2 separate regions of the Homo sapiens genome follow, and region 1 is linked to region 2. The links are chromatin contacts, found by Hi-C or POLR2A ChIA-PET in ENCODE. All regions are on one chromosome and are shown on one strand. Each heading gives the region's core, a stretch centred on a gene start or an enhancer-like site at or near the end of the contact. The rest is flanking DNA. Distances are from core to core; before and after follow the strand shown. Region 1 overlaps PACSIN2 (protein kinase C and casein kinase substrate in neurons 2). Region 2 holds the start of SERHL2 (serine hydrolase like 2).

Region 1 (3,857 bases), core at 276-2,775, 380 kb after region 2:
CCACCCATTCCCCAACTACTCTCCCTTACCTGCTGGCCCTTCTCTGTCCCAGCACAGGATCTTCTCTCTGTTTCTTCAACATAATAAGCTCATCCCTGCCTCAGAGCCTTTGCACATGCTGTTCCCTCTGCCAGGAATGTTCTTCCCTGAGACAAGCGTATGGCCGGCTCCCCCTCACACCATTTGGGGCATCCCTTAGAGAATCTAGCCACACCTCCCACCACCACCAACTCTAGCCTGTTACCTTCTAACTCTTTTTATATTTCCTCAAAGCACATACCACTACCTCAGTTTTTACCTGTGTACAGTCTGCTTTCCCCTCTAGACAGTGAATTCCAGAAGCGTATCTCACATATGACAACAGGTCCTTTCTAACATTTGTTGAAACTGACAGCGACACACTTGGGGATCTTTACAAGTGAAATGGTGGGACAGTAAAGTGTTGACTTGATAAAAGGATATCAAATAAGACCTTTAGGATAATGTACTATTGGTATCAATTTTACTCACGAAGACCATATACTGACATATCTTGGATTACACAGGAGAGAAAAAAGATTAGTTACTCGGATTATTAACTACAAATGTTTATTGAGCTGAGAGCAAAACAATTTTTTGATGATTCTTACAAAGTCAATTCTAAAAAAAAAAAAAAGGAAAAAGCCAATTCTTCCACAATGGCCAGCTTGTAGAGCCACTAAGTCAGAAGCACTTCCCACCTGGAGCCTCCTGGGCAGCCCCCAGGACACCCCCCTGTCCACATGCCACTAGAAGTCCACACTTTCCACACTTTTATTTTGCTTTTGATCTTCAAAAAGGGGTCCTCTCTGAATCAGAGGAACCAACTGTGTTAGGAGACGAAATGTCCAATCAGTTACGCAGCACTTTAAATTCTCAAGTATCAAGAGTTGCTGTATCATTGAATCAGCATTTATATTTACAGTAGAATTTGAAAACACCTGGCAAAGCCAAGTTCCCATAATTAAGTCCAAAGCACATATTCAGAACCTAGTCTATTATTATCTTTATGTGTCAGAGGAAAACCTTGTTATCCCTGAAAAGTTGAGGTCTAAGACTTTAAGAAATTGGAAACAAACTATCTCTATGGTTCCATATACCTCCCCAACTTTCCTTAAATCCTGAACAACTCTTTAAGAAATATATATTTCTCAAAGCAATGAGATGTAGAAAGGTACCTCTCTGAATAATCCTGCATGCCTGGAGGGCGGGCAAAGCCGACTTCACCAGTGACTGCCAAGCCCAGCATTGTTTTTCTCTGGACTGCAGATTCTCAAAACAAGAGACCTGCCCAAAGTGGAAGCCTCAATTCAAGTCCAAAAATAAATGACAAAATAAATAAGAGCAACAGAACACACCCATGTTCATGTTTGAGGGGACCAAAGAACCAAGGGTGGTCTGTTAGATGTCTAGACCAAAATGTATAACACCAACTCCTCCCAAGCAAAAGCAGCAGCCTGTCCGTCCTATACTCTCAACCGTGGCGCCTAAAGGGGAAGTGGCTCCACACAGATGACATAGGTCCACCCACTCAAACCCCAACGGGGCCCTCACAGCCCCCGCACCCTGCACCGTCCTTCACAGAACCAGACCCTCTTTCTTCCCAGCATCTGCAAGTGGCAGAACAACGGACTTTTCCCATTTGGAGAAAAATGCTATTGCAGCTGGAGAAACATTCTTGGAAGTTATGAATAAGATATTCTGATTGTAAGGAATTGTAAATGTGATGCTGAAGTGTGTGAAAGTATGAACAAGCAGACGAGGAAATATTATGGCGCCATGGTAACAGAAACTATGGAAGAAACTCCAGTTCACAGAACTGTTTAAAAATAAACCGGATACTCAAATACCAGTGAAAAGCTACAATGACTCACACTGTTCTCCTCAAATACTTACAAGAACAGCCAGTTCTTTAACACACTTGTCTTCCAGGCTTTTTCCCCATTGGAGAAATGTGAGACAAAGAGAGTAAAAAGGAGCTTTGAAATTTTCTCTAATTTTACCAGCAAGTTGATCTGAATAACAACTTATATGTTTTAGAGTTGAGATGGGAGTATGGAAACGTGCAGAGAGCACTGAGGCTTTGAATAAAAACCATACTAAATTCAAAACATATAACCGAGGCCCAGAGTATGCTCAACTGTGTGCCCAAATACCAGTCAATCTGGTAAAGAGCTACAGCACAATTTCTACGGGAAACGCAAGACCTTCAAGGCACTGTGTGTGTGCAGATCGCCTTTTCCCTTCTTTTCCCTTCTTGGCTTCTGTGTACTCCCCCTCCTTTGGGCCCTGCCTCAGCTGCACATCCTCCAACTACACTTGCACACCTTTCAATGTGGCAGCTGCACACAGAACACCTCCTGGGGCCTCCCCACTCTGGCTTCCCAGCCTGCCCAGCAGCCTTGCCCCTCATGGGCTGGCCCTGATAGCCACACGTGCAGCACACTGCCACCTGAGACTGCCGCCTTGCTGGTCAACTCCCACCTACCTTGCAAGGCCCAGTTTGAGTGTCATCTCCTCCAAGAAGCCCCCCACCGTTCTAGTGACCCTTTGCCCACCACTGTCCCGTTATAGTTCCTCTATGGTGCCATTATTTGGCCCCCATTCCTCTTTCCCCAACCAAGTTGTTAACCCTGGTAGATCAGACCATACTCGAGTCACCTGCCTTCCCTAGTGCCTATCACGGTACCCACAGCTCCTCAGTGAGGGTCACTGAAAGAAAAAATGGAGCCAGGGCATGGATTTCTTTTCTTTCTTTTCTCTTTCTTTTCTTTTCTTTCTTCCTTTTTCTTTTTCTTTTTTTTTGAGACAGAGTTTCGCTTTATCGCCCAGGCTGGAGTGCAGTGGCGCAATCTCGGCTCACTGCAAGCTCCACCTCCCAGGTTCACGCCATTCTCCTGCCTCAGCCTCCTGAGTAGCTAGGACTACAGGTGCCCGCCACCGCGCCCGGCTAATTTTTTTTTTTTTTTTTTATTTTCAGTAGAGTCGGGGTTTCACTGTTTTAGCCAGGATGGTCTCGATCTCCTGACCTCATGATCTGCCCGTCTCGGCCTCCCAAAGTGCTGGGATTATAGGCGTGAGCCACCGTGCCCAGCCCAGGGCATGAATTTTTTAGGAAACCTCAGAGTCCAGCAGTGTCTGCGCCATATTCCTGATTATCGAGGACCTGCCTCCTCCCTGTTTCCCTTTCCCCTGACCTAACTCACCATTTCTCTCCTTTTCCCATGGGGCGGGGTGGGGGGAAGAAGGCTCTCCTGCACAGACTGCCCCTCTTCCACATGTGCGGAGACCTACTGTGGACATGGCTCCAGACTCATGGTCTTGTCTAGGGTCAGAGCACCAAAAAACTTGTTTCCACATAAGCTTTGCCACCAGCTGGTGAGCAGTTTCAATGAAGTAACTGTACTTAGGCAACACTTAAAATGGACTTCGTGAGGGATGATTTTTCAATCTTTTGCAACACAAATTATTCATCAAGTCCTATAATCACTGAGATTTCAATTTGGCTTGTTACCAAAATCCCAAATACTGGCTTCGAGGAAAAAGTGTTTCCACAGAGACAAGGGCAACTTGAGAACAGGTTCACGGGCCAGACACTGAAACACACTGGTCCCGAGGGAACACAGGTGGCCCCACAAGCAGCACCCTCAGACAGCATGAGACCTGGAGAGCTCAGAGAGTCCCAGGCATCCCAGGGGCTCCATGGCACCCCTGAGAGATGACCTAGCCATCAAGTCTTACTGGCCACGTTACCCAGGTACATTCTATCACTTCATTCTTCCTGTTGAAAACTACAGAATTCCAGCAGGGCACGGTGGCTCACGCCTGTAATCCCAGCA
Region 2 (4,336 bases), core at 1-2,500:
TAACACGGTGAAACTCCGTCTCTACTAAAAAAAATACAAGAAAAATTAGCCGGGTGTGGTGGTGGGTGCCCGTAGTCCCAGCTACTCGGGAGGCTGAGGCAGGAGAATGGCGTGAATCCGGGAGGCGGAGGTTTAAGTGAGCCGAGATCGCGCTACGGCACTCCAGCCTGGGCTACAAAGCGAGACTCTGTTTCAAAAAAAAAAAAAAAAAAAAAAAAGAGAATTCACTACCAGTACTTGTTCTTATTTGTCCTAGACTTGCCACTGTTTCAGACTCAAAGGGTGCACTTTCCCTCTTTCATTGTAGGATTTAGTGCATGAATCTGCTCACCCCAAACATCCTCTTCATAACTTGGGGTTTTCGATCCTTTCCAGGCAGATATTGTTTATAATCCCTCACCTGGAGGGTTCCTCCACGTCCCCAATTTATACATTCATTTGTTCACCTGTACAATTTTTTTTTTTTTGAGACGGACTCTCGCTGTCGCCCAGGCTGGAGTGCAGTGGTGCGATCTCGGCTCACTGCTGGCTCCGCTCCCCCGGGTTCACGCCATTCTCCGGCCTCAGCCTCCAGAGTAGCTGGGACTACAGGCGCCCACCACCTCGCCCGGCTAATTTTTCGTATTTTTAGTAGAGACGGGGTTTCACCATGTTAACCAGGATGGTCTCGATCTCCTGACCTTGTGATCCGCCCACCTTGGCCTCCCAAAATGCTGGGATTACAGGCGTGAGCCACCGCGCCCGGCCTGTACAACAATTATTAAGACTGGCTTGTGCCAGGCTCTGCTGAGAATCCCAGGACACGGTGGGGACACGGTGGACGCAGGCTGTCCGTCAAGGGGGCTAGTAAGCCACTAAACAAAGGGTAGCCTTCAGCCCTGCGGCGCGGGCCAGCGAGCATTCAGAGGCCCAACTCGCTGTGGTTGCTCCCCGGGTCTGGTCCCGCGCGGACGTGGGGGCGGCCATCAGGACTGCCCGGGGGTTGGCGCCCTGCTGGGTTCCAAGCCGGTGGGCGCGGACAGTGTGGCGGGAAGGCCGGGCCTGGCGGGTGGGGGCGCGGCCTGGCGGTGGGGGTGGACCTTCCTGGGGTGGAGCCCGCGGCTGTGGGAGCAGGGCCCGCCGGGGCTCGGGCAGGGCGGTGGGAAGGCGGGGCCTTCTGAGTGGGGGCGGGGACTGCTGGAGTTGCGGGGCCTGCCTGGGGTAGGGCGGGGCAGGACAGCTTGGAGATAGGGCCCGGAATTGCGGGCGTCACTCTGCTCCTGCGACCTAGCCAGGCGTGAGGGAGTGACAGCAGCGCATTCGCGGGACGAGAGCGATGAGTGAGAACGCCGCACCAGGTCTGACGGGGAGGCCTTGTGCGAGCGTCCCACTGCCCACCCACCTGGTTGGGACAGTAGAAGAGGGCGGGATGGAGTGGAGGGTTCGCCGACCGCGTCGCCCTCCTGGGTGTCGCAGCTCCTTCCTCGGCAGTCCCGGGGCATGAGAGCGCGACCGGCCAGGAGTTGGGGGACCCGGGACACGGCCGCACGTGGCCTCCCAGGGTTCCAGGAGCCCCTGAGTTAGCCGAGCGTGCGCGTGGGTGTCGGGGGTGCGCAAGTCTCCAGCCTTGCAGAGACGGAGGAGGCTGCCAGATGTGGGGGCGGTGGGGGTTCCTGGAGTCCCACCGCCTGCCCTAAATTTCCACTCCGCCCTTGTCGCCCAGTGTGACCTTGGGCATGTACTGCAGCTCCCAGTGCCTCAGTTTCCTGCTCTGTGGAGGGAGAGTGACAGTGGTCCCACCTGCTGCGTGTATGAGGGTTTGGCACCCCTCTGGCCTTTGGGAAAGGCTTAGGAAACGGGCTGTTTCTTTACTCCGGTTTTACAGGAAAGGAAACAGGCTCAAGACGTTTTAGTAACTTCTCCAAGGTTACCCAGCCAGCAAGTGATGGGGTCCAGGCCTGACCAGCGCCCCCGCCCCAGCACATTCTAGAAGGTTCTGCCCCAGTTTAAATGGGGTGCATGCTCTGAGGCCTGTCACAGCTTTTTCCGGCTTAACTTCTCTGTCCCTCCTCTGGGAGTCTCCACTCCCATGTCTGACTCTCTCCCCATAACCTTCTGGGGCAGCTAAGGGTCTGAGTCCCTCTGGACATGAGCCCCTGGCTCAAGCACATCAGGCAGAGATAAGGGGCTCAGGGAGCACCAGCTTCATGGGTGAATGAATGAAGGAATGAAAGACCCGGCTGTGTCTTTCAGGTCTGATCTCAGAGCTGAAGCTGGCTGTGCCCTGGGGCCACATCGCAGCCAAAGCCTGGGGCTCCCTGCAGGGCCCTCCAGTTCTCTGCCTGCACGGCTGGCTGGACAATGCCAGCTCCTTCGACAGACTCATCCCTCTTCTCCCGCAAGGTGTGAGGCTGGGGCTGAAGGGAAGGCCAGGGGGAAAGTGGGCAGGAAGGTGAGGGGGGAGGTCTGCAGGGGAATGAGGAGGGCGGGGAGACAGCTGGCATAGACACCTCTTCCTACCCTCCAACCCGCTTCTCTCTGTTTCAGACTTTTATTACGTTGCCATGGATTTCGGAGGTCATGGGCTCTCGTCCCATTACAGCCCAGGTGTCCCATATTACCTCCAGACTTTTGTGAGTGAGATCCGAAGAGTTGTGGCAGGTAAGAAACAGAGTGTGTATTTTCGGCGGTGTGGGGGGTGCTCTAGGGCACCCCCTCTTATCACTGGAGGCGGGGTAGGATCCAGGAAGCAGCGCTGGCCTGAGAGTGGGGCCTGGGCTCTGGCCCCAGGTCTGCCAGCAATTCACGGGAGATCTTGGGAAAGTTGAAGAGTTCGCTTCCTCCAGTGGGTCCCCCAAGCTAGTGTCCTGGGTGGACACCCCAGATGCTGGGAAGGGATTTCCTGAGCCTGGGGACTAGAAGCAAGATCGTGGGCTGAGCCTGTGCCCAGCCGGACCTTCTGGCTCCTTGCATTTCCAGCCTTGAAATGGAATCGATTCTCCATTCTGGGCCACAGCTTCGGTGAGTACAGTGGCCAGGAGCTGACCGGGCCCGGAGTAGGGCTGGGAGGGAAGGATAGGAGCTGCTGCCCCACCCCTTTCCCCTGCACTTATGAGATCTGCAAAGAGAGATGAGAGGGTCAGTCAGAGGTTGACCACTGTACCCTCTGACCTCAGGCAACTGCCGCAAGGGACACAGGGATGAGGGAAATGTGGTCTTTTGAGTGGTCAGGTCTGATGAAGGGGACATCATGGCCCAGATGCTGAGCCCCCAGCCACCCATATGGTGCCCCCCCCCCCCAACTGGTGGGAAGAAGCTTTAGGGTATGCAGCTGGGGAGGGAGTGAGGGAATGTCACCCACAGCTCTTTTGTCCCCCAGGTGGCGTCGTGGGCGGAATGGTGAGTAGATGGCTTTGTCTGGCCAACTGGGGCTCCCTTGGGTGGAGTGGGGAGGGGAGCACAAAGGAGGAAGGAGAAGGTACCTGGGACAGAAAGTGCCTCCTCCTGTCACAGTGACAGTCCTTATACCAGGAAGTTGGTGTAAACGGTGGAGACTCCTGGTAGAGTTCATGTTTCCACGCCCCCATACCCGGTCCCACCGCACCCTGGAGTCCAGCCATCACCAAGGTCTGGAGCTCAGTGCTGGGTGCAGACTTAGGGGTGGTGGGGGAAGGCACACCATAGATAGAAGATTCTCCTCTGGCCTCTTGGTCAGCACCCTCCCCCCAGCCTAAAAGATGTTTCGGGGAACTCCAGGGTCCCCAGGGAAAGGCGGGAGTGTCCTTTCCTTCTTCCCCCTATTCATTCTCCCCTTTTGGCATCCTCACAGTTTTTCTGTACCTTCCCCGAGATGGTGGATAAACTTATCTTGCTGGACACGCCGCTCTTTCTCCTGGAATCAGATGTGAGAAGCGGGCTTTCGTGCATGCTGTCATTAGGGAGGACCTGGGCCCCGGGCAGCGCTCCCAGCCCTGTCTCCTTTGGTGGACACTAGGGAAGCACGAGGAGGCGGCAGAGGGTGGGAAAGGGGAGTCAGGGACCCGCTCCCCAACAGATGACAGGCTTCTGCTGCTTATACCCCTAGCAGTGGTCAGGACAAGGGGTGTGGGGGACCCCTTGGAAACTGGATGTGTGGCTCGGGATCTGCAGAATGCCAGGCTGATCACGCAGTGGCAGGCAGTGGAAGAGGGCAGCGGCCATGGGTGGAAGATGTTCTAGGGCACACAGCTGGGCCGGCACACTGCACTCACACCCAGTCGAATGCCTTTGCACTGTGTCCACATTGCACCACCACACATGACAGCCCTAAATGTGAACTGAAGGAACAAGGACTGACCCCTCTGACCACCACTACCCA

The links. Hi-C counts contacts between places; a loop is a spot of excess contacts on that map. ChIA-PET counts read pairs that join two places held with the same protein, here RNA polymerase II (POLR2A). Pooled maps may share reads with other maps.
Region 1: a loop to region 2 is called in a map with no recorded cell type, with 2.6 times the contacts of the local background. The contact joins the enhancer-like site here to the promoter of SERHL2 in region 2. A Hi-C loop is called at or near these places in 1 of 37 single-sample maps with no recorded cell type and 1 of 50 pooled maps. POLR2A ChIA-PET finds 5 or more read pairs at or near these places in 2 of 52 experiments (WTC11 and activated CD8-positive, alpha-beta T cell).

The regions. Positions count from the first base shown.
Region 1 is chr22:42,932,111-42,935,967 of GRCh38, forward strand. The region is part of intron 1 of PACSIN2 (protein kinase C and casein kinase substrate in neurons 2); the gene reads right to left. Among named protein-coding and RNA genes, the nearest start is that of ARFGAP3, 77 kb to the left of the region's middle. RefSeq lists enhancers at 1,907-2,423, 2,424-2,939. Within about 2 kb of position 1,526, at least 25 of the 41 ENCODE cell types and tissues checked have a DNase peak (open chromatin) inside an H3K27ac peak, as active enhancers do.
Region 2 is chr22:42,552,706-42,557,041 of GRCh38, forward strand. SERHL2 (serine hydrolase like 2) reads left to right here and starts at 1,251. Exons shown (of 12, transcript NM_014509.5): 1 at 1,251-1,337; 2 at 2,233-2,382; 3 at 2,527-2,640; 4 at 2,959-3,000; 5 at 3,359-3,378; 6 at 3,809-3,883. The coding sequence starts at 1,316. RefSeq lists a silencer at 794-1,193.